Linked DNA regions of Mus musculus: region 1 is linked to region 2. The links are chromatin contacts, found by POLR2A ChIA-PET in ENCODE. All regions are on one chromosome and are shown on one strand. Each heading gives the region's core, a stretch centred on a gene start or an enhancer-like site at or near the end of the contact. The rest is flanking DNA. Distances are from core to core; before and after follow the strand shown.

Region 1 (4,890 bases), core at 1,254-3,753, 84 kb before region 2:
CAAATAGTGCCACTCCCTGTTGTCTGTGAAGTCACTGAGATGGGCAGGGAGGCCATTCTTACTCAAACACCACAGAGAGACTGAGAACAGGTTTGGAAATTAGCATTCAAAATAAAAGCCTCAGAGATTAACCACAGAAGAAAGACTTAAATCACATACCCATTAAGCCATGCTCTTTAGCTTCCTCCCAGGCCTGTCCGTTAAAGCTGACGTTCTCCTGCACAGCCGACTCAAATGTCTACAATAAATCCAGCACAGCCAAGTCAGTAAAAGTGACTCTGACACAGAACTCAAACGCGTTAGTAAAAAATAATGGACTCTTGGTGAACTGGAATGGAAACAGTGGGAAAATTAACTCTTAGGAGAGGGGCTAAATACCCATGGCGCATGGTAGAGACTGCACTGGCTCTATCTATAACACCGTCACTACGGCCAGATAAGTGACAAACAACAGAGAGTGGCAGCCTCTAGAGAAGTGCAGGGCTATGCAACAGTAAGTTGTCCCCAGGAAGGGTTCAGGATGGATGGGGAAGTCAAGGAGGACTTAAAATACGAGATTGTTTGAAACTGTTGTCAATGGGCACGCCTTCTGTACCACTTCTATAATTAAGAAGTAAGCATAAATAATGACTGATAATTATGAGCTAGAGTATGTATTCTATACTAGTATCTTATAAAAAGGGCTGTGATATAGCTCAGTGGACAACACTTTGCTAGCAAGAGCAAGGAAGGCTCTGCTTTCAATTCTTAGCACTAAAGGGAAAAAAAAACCTATTTTATAGGATAAGATTCTTACTATATTAAACTCTTGAGGACATTTAGAAAACAAATTGTCTTTGAAATACTCATTGCTGTTTCATCTATCATTTAAGAATGTCACTGTGTTTCTCAGTCTTTCCTAGATGTTTATCAACAAACCTTCTCTACTTCTGATTCTCTTTAAGATCTCATTCAACAAGCTATTAGAGGTGAAGTCACATTTGTCTATTCCTACATGTAAATGTTCTCATTATCTTAGCATTTTTCTATAATCAGATAAACCCTCTTAGTTACAGTCATCTCCCAAGATAACTATTAAAAACATTAAGTGCCGTTTCTCTCCTTGCCTTACTTCTAAGGAGAGAATAACACAGGAGCTACTATTCCCAAAACTGGGGTATAAAACTACAATCCAAGGAAGGTTTCTTCATTATTCTTTCCCTTAACCACTGTTGTTTTAGTTTTTGATGCTGACAACCTCTATATTTACTCTGCACTCTTGTCATTGGTCATGAATGTGCTGTTACAAGCTTGAAACTTTCCCCTACATATAGGCTGTTTATCTGCTTGAGTTAGCAGTCCTTCGATCTCTAGTGTCTTTTCCCAGAAACCATCATATTCAGGGGTACACAAAATATAGGAGAAATAAGTGTGTTCTAAGGGTTTATGGGTGCCGGGGGAGCAACAGGATGCACAGGTTCTACGTAGCCCTGGCTTGTCTGGAACTCACGGCGTGGACCAGACTAGTCTCGAACTCACAGAGATTTGCATGCCCCTGCCTTCCGAGTACTTGGCATACACTGTCATGACCAGCTCAACTAGAACTTGGTAAAATTTAACACCAAGACAGCTTCTTCATCTATTTTCAACTTAAAAAGAAAATGTTTTCTCCCCGAATCCACACGATGTTATAAAAACAAACAAAAACAATAACAATGACCAAAAACCTAGCCAGATGACTGACTTCAAGGATTATCATTTCCTGGAGAATTCCTCATACCAACCAGCAAAGTTGCGCTGGCCCACAGGAGAGCGACTTTGTCTTTACTGCGCACTTAACTACCAAAAGAAATGTTTTGTAAAACACAAGATTTGAAAGCTTGCTATGAAAGCAAAATGTGATGCCTTGTTTATACGTATAGCGCTGTACATGTTCAAGAATATGGGTACACTTAATACCGCCTGCTTCTTAAGATTACATACGTGTTCGCCCTGTATGTTCCTGACAGGAAGCAGCACCCAGGCGGCACTAGCATCTAGTTGCCTTCCCTGGCATTTCCCAAGCCAGTCTTGGGCATCGTTCCATCTGCGAAGGCCTGACATGGGCCCCGAGCCAGAGCCAGGATGCGCTGGGTGAGGACCGGGAAAGAGGGGTCCGTACCCACTGTGCGTCCCGCAGCGCGAGCTCGCGGACGTCCTCCGGCAGCACGGCCCCGAGCTCCTGCACGAAGCGACCGCACATCTCCATCACTTCCATCACCGCCCTCTTCAAGGTGCAGCGCACTCGGAAGTCCTCTAGGGGAGAGTCTGCTGCCGTGGCCTGAGGGTCTGAGGCGGCCTGGGCATCGTGGTCCTGCGGGGCGGAGACGAGCACTGTTTCAGAGACAGCCGCCATCTTCCCGGTTTAAACTAAGGCGGGAATCGCTGAGACCGGAAGGATGCTTCCCTCCCTGGAACGCTCCTGCACGCGTCCGACTGGAAACCCGATCCGCCGCCGCCGCAAGGTTCCGCCTCGGGTTCCGCGGCCCCAGAGTTCCGCCGCCTGGCTTGCAGTCGAGAAGCCTGCAGGAGTAGCTATGGGTTTGGGGTTAGTGGACTGTCACTGCCATCTCTCCGCCTCGGACTTTGACAACGTATGTGAGGGGGACTTGGGGCTTGCGGGAGTCGGGAGGGCCGTGTCTCCTTTCCCGCAAGTTTTTCTCCCCCAAATCCTCAGACCGTACCTAGTCTATGGCGACCCTTTCGAACCAGCGTCCTGGAACTGACATTCCTCATCTTACACGGCGGTTAACTATTTCTATGAAGCTTTAGTTTGTCGTCTCAACACCCCTTTCTCCTACCACTCTTGAGGTGTGCTGATCCATCCAAGCCCTTAGCAGAGGTTCTAGTTCTGGCCCGGCAGAGGGACAAACAAAAATAATAACACTTGATGGAGTGAATGTGTAGGGATGGAAATAGGTTTTACCGGCTACATTGGGGAAAGTGAAGAGGAAGGAGAAGTAGGTGCCTTTTTCTTAGGAGGTGACGCTTAGGGTGTGAGTGTATGGTAGTGATGAACACCGGCAGGTTGTAGACCTCCCATACATTATAGAATTTGATCTGTTTTAGTTAACCAGCAGCTGGAAACACTTAATAAAGGAGAAATTTCCAGGAGCTGGGAAGGGTAGGTCAAGGTCAGTAAGACATTTGGATTGCATTAGATGCACAGTCTTAACCCTTAAAAGTTTAAAAACAAACCCATTTTAAATATATATAGAGAGCGAATATTCTGAAGACAAATTTGCTGCTGAGTGGCAAAAAGGTGGAGGAGAGAAAGTGAGAGCATTTAGGAAACGTCTCAGTTTACAGACAAGAGCTGGTAGAAGCCAGTACAGTGAGAATATCATGAGAATACCATGTACTCAACAAATTTTAGGAATAACACCAACAGTACATGCATGCCTTGGATAAGAACAGCAAGGGGAGGAAGAAATCGAGCATGACTTAGATTTCAGTTTGTGCTTCCTGTAAGGAAGATGGTGATGGCCTTTGCTGAGACGAGAAAAGGTTTGGGATCAGAGTGGGCAGGTGGGCAGCTGGAAATCCTAGTGGGGGGATATTGGTTAAGTCTGATCTCATCCAAGTGGAAAGATTAGAATACATAATCATTTCAAATGTGAGTCGTGGGTCTTGGAGAGAGTAAAAACTCTGTAAGTTGGAGATTCAGCATGGTATCAAAAACCACGAGAAGGGGAGGATATAGCTTAGTGATAGAGATCTTACATAGTGTGGTCGAGGATGTTAAACAAACAAAGGAAAAAGGCAGAATCCCTTAAGGCAAGTGGAAAGAGAACAGAAGAGCTTGAAGTCACAAAAAGGACAGAGAATCAGTCAAGGAGACTGAAGAGTTACCTACCACTAGGCTGTGAAAGCAAATCATGAGGGAAATGTCCAGAAGCCTCTGAGGGACAGAGTGAGAGAGGACAGGAAAGCTCTGTGTGTTTGGCAACAGAGATCTCTGTTTTGATATAGTGTGCATCATGGACTGTGAGAGTAAGGAGGAGGGTGACTTCATTTTCTGCCACTCTGTTCCTTGCTAACAATGTTGTCCTTAATGGTGCCTCTGCTGCCTGTATATGGACCAAGAGCAGTTAATTACTCGTGTAAAACAAACGTGGTTGCTTCTGTTTGTTGTAGGATCTGGATGATGTGTTGGAGAAAGCCAGGAAGGTAAGCTAGAATCCATATCCCCCCCCCTTTTGTGCCCTTCCTGTTTCATTCAACATACTGTTTTTAGGGACCAAGTAGGCAGACTCTGCTGTTTCCGTGGTCAGCAGTATATTTAAGCTCTCACTCTGTGCCAGCCACAGAGCTAACCCCCCACTGAACTTTAGATCATTTAAAGTCTCACCTTCTGAGGAAGTTACTCTTTTATAGTCATATATTCTCCATTTGATAGATGAGGAATCTAATGTCTGCAGGTTAGTAGCAGGACAAAGGCACATGCTAATGAAATGATAGAGACATGCTGGTCTGATTTAAAAATGTGTCCCTACAGCCACCATGCTTAGCAGCACTGGAGAATGGGGCAGTCAGTCTTTTGAGTTTTAAAGTCATATTATTTTGGAGATCAAGGGTGTATTACAGTCTTTGGAAACATTTTGGTTTGTTAGAAAAAGTTATCAAGGGCTGTAGAGATGTCTCAGTGGAGAAAAGCACTTGCAAGTCTGATATTGCAAGCTCAATTCCTGGGACTGCAGTGGAAGCACAGAACTGACTCCAACTCCAGAAAGGTGTCCTCTGATTTCCACTCACTGCATGCGGTGTGTACACAGTGCACACACACACACATACTGCAGGCACACACATAGAGAATAAAATTTAAAAGTAAAAATTACAGAATCTTGGAAGTATTTCTGGAATTACGTGTAC
Region 2 (5,364 bases), core at 303-2,802:
AAGCCCGAGGTCCTGAGTTTGACCCCTGGAACCTATGTGGTATAATGAGAGAATGGCCACCAGTACTTTGTCCTCTGATCTCGACACACACACACACACACACACACACACACACACACACTCCACACGTACACCTACATACTTACACACGCTCTCCAAATCCGTACACCTGCACACTTACACACGACAAATGCAAAATGTAAAAGGTTTAAAAATATTTATTTCTAATATTTTTAAATTACATGTCTTTGCATATATGTCAGAGTCAGCACAAACATGAGAGCGCAGGTGCCCAGGAGGCCCAACTTGTGTGATCCTCCTGAAGCTGAGAACGGGTGCTGAACCCAAAGTGCTGGTCTTCCTTAAAGACAGTGATCTTAACTCGCTGAACCCAATACTCCAGCCTCACGTATAAACACACACACACACACACACACACACACACACACACCACACCACACACACACCACACACCACACACACACACACACACACACACACACGGGCTGGGGGGGAGGGAGGGGGAGAGAGAGAGGGAAAGAGAGAGAGAGAGATAGAAGGAAGAAGAAGAAGAAGAAGAAGAAGAAGAAGAAGAAGAAGAAGAAGAAGAAGAAGAAGAAGAAGGGAAGGAAGGAAGGAAGGAAGGAAGGAAGAGGAGGAGGAGGAGGAGGAGGAGGAGGAGGAGGAGGAGGAGGAGGAGAAGACGACAAAGAGGAAGACGACGACAAAGAAGAGGAGGAGAAGCTGTGGGAAGGCCACTCCCTTGGCTTCAAGCATCCCTCTACAGTGACTACAGAACAGAAGGGGCTCGAATTGCCTCTCACAGCAGCTTGGGTTGAAGAACCTTGTTATCCACATCTACTAATAGAGGATTCAGGGCTGTACACACTTGTTAATCTGGGGAGAAACTTGTAATGGAGAATTTAAATAAGTATTAAAGTTGGCCTTTCCTAGAGCCACCCAGAGCCCTGTGTAGTCACTGTGCCCAGCTCCTCGACCAACACTGCTCCACCAGGCCCACTACTTCCTTATCTCATCTCCGGAGCTTAGCTGCTGCGCCTCTGCCCGAGGGAAACTGGATCTTAGTCCCTGGACAGTCGCTCCAGCTCCGCGGGGCTCCCAGGATACTGCAGCATCGGATTTCGCGTGGCAGCCCAGCTTCCCTAACTCGTATCCCCTCCCGCCCGGGAACCCTGGAACCAATCGCAGAGACGCAGAGCTCCGGGTTGTAGAGTCCCAAGCTCGGGACCCGCCCCTCTTTGTTGCGGTGTCCAATGGCCGCATTCGGAACATCGGCGGCTGCCCGGGTGACTCAGTTATATGTCACAGAATAACATTCGAGAATGGGACATGGAATGAGGCGACGACCGCCTCAACCCCAACAGCCTTCTGCAGCAATGAGGCCGGCCCGAGGTGGGTCCCCGGGCCCCGCGCGCGTCGTGGCGGCCCGCAGCTGCCACTCGCGGTGCCCGCGCGGGACCCGCGGGAAGGGGGCGGCGCTGCGCTTGCCCGGGAACCCCGGCTGGAGCCGCCCCTCTCGCGCCAGGGTTCGGGGGGCTTCCGGGAAGACGCCAGGCCTCCCTAACAAGCAGAGGCTGCTGCGGCTCCCTCGCGCCAACCCCGGGCGCTCACGTGCCCGCTCGCTGTGGGACCGTGGCAGTCCACCACATCTGGGGACCCAGGGATGCGTGAAGCTGGAGGGGACCCTCGAGTCTTCTTGCTACACAGCTGTCTTGCTTTTTCCTACCCCGTCCCCTCCTCACCCCGCGCTCCTTGCATGCCTCCCCATCCCCGAGTGCAGCTGGGTGTGAGGCTTCGTGGCGTCTTTCCAGCCGCCTTGCTAGGTAATCGGCGGGGCTGGAAGCTCGCGTTAGTCCTGAAGGGTGGGTCTGGGGCAGCGAGGCGGGAACCCCCATGCCTGTCTTATTGAGCTGCAGTGTCTGCTGTTTCCACTGCTTTCAGGCCCGGTCGGTGAGCGGGGTTCCCTTCGTGTGTCCTACGGCCGCGAGAGTTAAAGGCCACCCCAACCTCCCGCGGGGCCCTGATCCCCGGCGTGCCGGCGTCCTCCGCCCCCTTGCCGTGTGCCCCTCATCATGACCGGCTCTGCCGCCGACACTCACCGCTGCCCCCACCCCAAAATCACCAAAGGCACCCGATCCCGGAGCAGCCACGCGCGGCCCGTGAGCCTCGCCACCAGCGGGGGCTCCGAGGAGGAGGACAAAGACGGCGGGGTGCTGTTCCACGTGAACAAGAGCGGGTTCCCGATCGATAGCCACACCTGGGAGCGGATGTGGCTGCACGTTGCCAAGGTCCACCCCAGAGGGGGAGAGATGGTAGGCGCCATCAGAAACGCTGCCTTCCTGGCTAAGGTCAGTGGCTTCGCTGGAAAGGGTGGGATGGGATGGGCGGGTTGGCAGGGATGGGACCTGCTCAGCCCATCCTTGGCAGGGCAGGGAGAAGAGACCTCGTGTCCAGCTACTGAGTCCTGTTCTGCTGCCAAGAGGAGCAGGCAGGGGGCTTGCTGGCTAAGCTCTGAGGTTGGGCTGAGCCAAATCCATTATGTATTCAGCTCCTGTAATATCTTCATCAAAAGCTAATGTCACCAGGTCAACACCAACCACTCCAAGAAAGCATAGAACCCCAGGGTCCACCCTATCTGCCCTCCGTGAGTGTTTTACCTCCCCCCCCACCCCCAGGTCTCCCTAGCAAATGACTTATGGAGTGAATTTGTAATCAATCAGCCAGACTTCTCAGTGTGAATCATTCCTAGAGTTTTTGCTAACCATCTTCATCTTCATCATCACACTCTTCCTATCCTTTTATGACAGTGATTTTTGATTTTTACCTCTGAAGCTTACAGAGAACAGTGACCTGTCCCTTACCAGCTTAATCTGGCGCCAATGAAGCATTTGGCTGTGGCTTAAAGGGACTTTCCAGGACACTGGATGAATTAGTCTCTGGAGTAAAGGGAGACACCAAGTGACCCTCTCTTTTTTACTCGGGAGAGCAGCCAGGGAGCAACTGAGCTCAGTGGCCAAGGATATGGTTACAGAGAGACATGTTCTCTGGTGGGAGTGTCGTGTTATATAAAATGAAAACCTGGAGTGTGGCCATGGAGGTGGCTTCCCTGGACCCCAGGGATCCCGTTTGCTGAGCAGGACTCCTGAGAGGTGCAGGAATCACATATCCCAGAGACATGGCAGCAGTCAGTCCCGGTCCTGGCTGGCGACAGCTGAGCATGCAAGCCTGCAGGCCAGAAGGCTGTGTGTGTCCTTGGGGAAGTGGAGGATGTTCTCTGCTTCCTGCTTCATCGTGTTTTATTACTTTGCTAGGCAGGGAGTTTATTCTGTCCAAAGGATAGGAGCTTACCTGCGCTAGAAGCTTGTCTGTGGGAGTATCAGCAGTAATAATCCTTGCTCTTGAACTCGGGCAGCCCTGGCTCTGACTTCAGCATCTTTCTCTGCTTACCATGAGTCACCAGAGTCTTTAAACATGAGAGAGTTGGGCAGAGGGAGTGGAGACTGAATGCCACTGTTTTGAGCAGGCTTTCTGAATCCTGCACCTCACTCACTGTGCCTTCGTTTTTACCCCAGCTCCATGTGCGGGGAGCCCTTCTCCATGTGACAAGCATTGGATCTTACTATTGAAGATATCTCTCGAGTCCTGAGAGTTAGGCAGGAGTGTGATTGAGACAGTGGGACACTGCCTTTGTTCTCTGTGGCCTCCTCTCCCTTCCCTCTCTCCTCTTTGCTCCTTCCCGTTCCTTCTTTTCCTCTTTCTCCTCTTTTTTCTCCGCCTCTCTCTTCTTCCACTTCTTCGTCTTTCTTTTCCACTTCTTTTTCGTGTCTGTCTGCTCTTGGCTAGGACTGTGGCTGGTTTGCCACAGATGCAGTATTCGAAGTATCCACCAGGTAATTTAGAACATAGGTTTCTACTCCCCAAGACTAACACCTGATGCTTCCAGGATTGTAGCTGAGTACTTCCTTTTTATAAAAGGATATTCTGCGCAGGAATGGTGGTGAAGATCTGAACTCTAAACACTCAGGAGGGAGAGGCAAAAATTATAAATTCAAGGCTACCTTGGGCCCCACAGTGAGTTCAAAGCCAGCCTAGAATGTGTACTGAGACCTTGTTTCAAAAAAAGAAAAAGAACATTCACTTTTCTTATAAGTATCTTTTGTATTTTCATTGTAACCAAGAGCCTCCGGACAGTTGCTGATAAGCCGGGACTCCCTCAGCCCAGTGCAGGCACTTGTCTGCTTTTAAGTTTGTTGCTTTTGTTTTGTTTGTTCATTTTCTGAGACAGGGTCTCACACTGAAGCCTTGATTGTCCTGGAACTGGCTGTGTAGACCCAGCTTACCTCTAACTCATAGATGTCTGCCTGTCTCTTCCTCCTGCCTGGTCTTTTTCATTTATTTTTTTTTAAAATTTGAAGATTTATTTTGTGTATGGGTGCTTTGCTGGCATCTGTGTCTGTACACCATGAATACCACACAGGTCAGAAGTCTGTTGGATCCTCTAGAACAGGAGTTAGAGACAGTTGTGAGTCTCCATGGGCACTGGGAATTGAACCCAGTTCTCTGCAACATCAGCCAGTGCTCTTCACCACTAAGCCATCTCCCCAGCCCCGTTTCCGTTCTTTGACAGGGTCTTGGTTATATCTGAGGCTAGTCTTCATTATATCTGAAGTTAGCCCTCAAATTTATGATCCTCTTGCCTTAGCATTCTGAATTCTGGGCTTATAGCATGTCCCACCACCCCCAGTGATGAGGGGTCTTTTAACTTGAATAATACTGTATGATTTCATTTCCCAGTATTGCTAATATGGTTGTTGTTTGGTTTTGGTTTTTGAGAGGTTCTTGTGTAGCCTAGGTTAGTCAAAAATTCACTCCACTGAGGCTAGACCTCCTGGCTCCACCCTTCCCAGTGGTCACTGACTCTCAATAGCTGTCTTTCCATCTCTAACCCCATCACTGGCACCTCCTGGCCTCAGTATCCCTCAAACCCTGGCTCCTGCCCAGGCACAGGCGTGTCGAGCTGCTCTGTTAGACACTGTTCCTCTCCAACTCCAGTCTCTCCTGGGGCCAAGTCATCATCCTCTAGCCAAGCCAACACCATGCTGTGAGGAATTTGCACCGAAGAAGGGTGGTGGGACTGTGAGCAGTGAAGGAGGACTGGTGAATTTGGGAGTAGCTACTGCAGCAACAGAATGTGGGTTGAGGTAAGATAGTATCTGGAGCAAGTTCCCAGGGTCTGAGAACGCATGGATGGCGTGTCCAGGACGTTCTGATAGGGGCCATAGTAAGTTCTGCTTGAAGGCTTGGGTGGGTGGAGGTGGCTATCACTTGAGATCTTCTTTCCAA

Evidence for each region. ChIA-PET counts read pairs that join two places held with the same protein, here RNA polymerase II (POLR2A).
Region 1: POLR2A ChIA-PET joins it to region 2 with 15 read pairs in Patski. The contact joins the promoter of Tatdn3 here to the promoter of Vash2 in region 2. POLR2A ChIA-PET finds 5 or more read pairs at or near these places in 3 of 5 experiments (Patski and embryonic stem cell).

What each region holds. Positions count from the first base shown.
Region 1 is chr1:191,060,523-191,065,412 of GRCm38, reverse strand. It overlaps Tatdn3 (TatD DNase domain containing 3), which reads left to right and starts at 2,503. Exons shown (of 10, transcript NM_001357166.1): 1 at 2,503-2,612; 2 at 4,156-4,188. The coding sequence starts at 2,556. Nsl1 (NSL1, MIS12 kinetochore complex component) reads right to left here and starts at 2,392. Exons shown (of 6, transcript NM_198654.3): 1 at 2,141-2,392; 2 at 160-238. The coding sequence starts at 2,374.
Region 2 is chr1:190,975,186-190,980,549 of GRCm38, reverse strand. It overlaps Vash2 (vasohibin 2), which reads left to right and starts at 1,552. Exons shown (of 8, transcript NM_144879.2): 1 at 1,552-1,844; 2 at 1,963-2,369. The coding sequence starts at 2,094.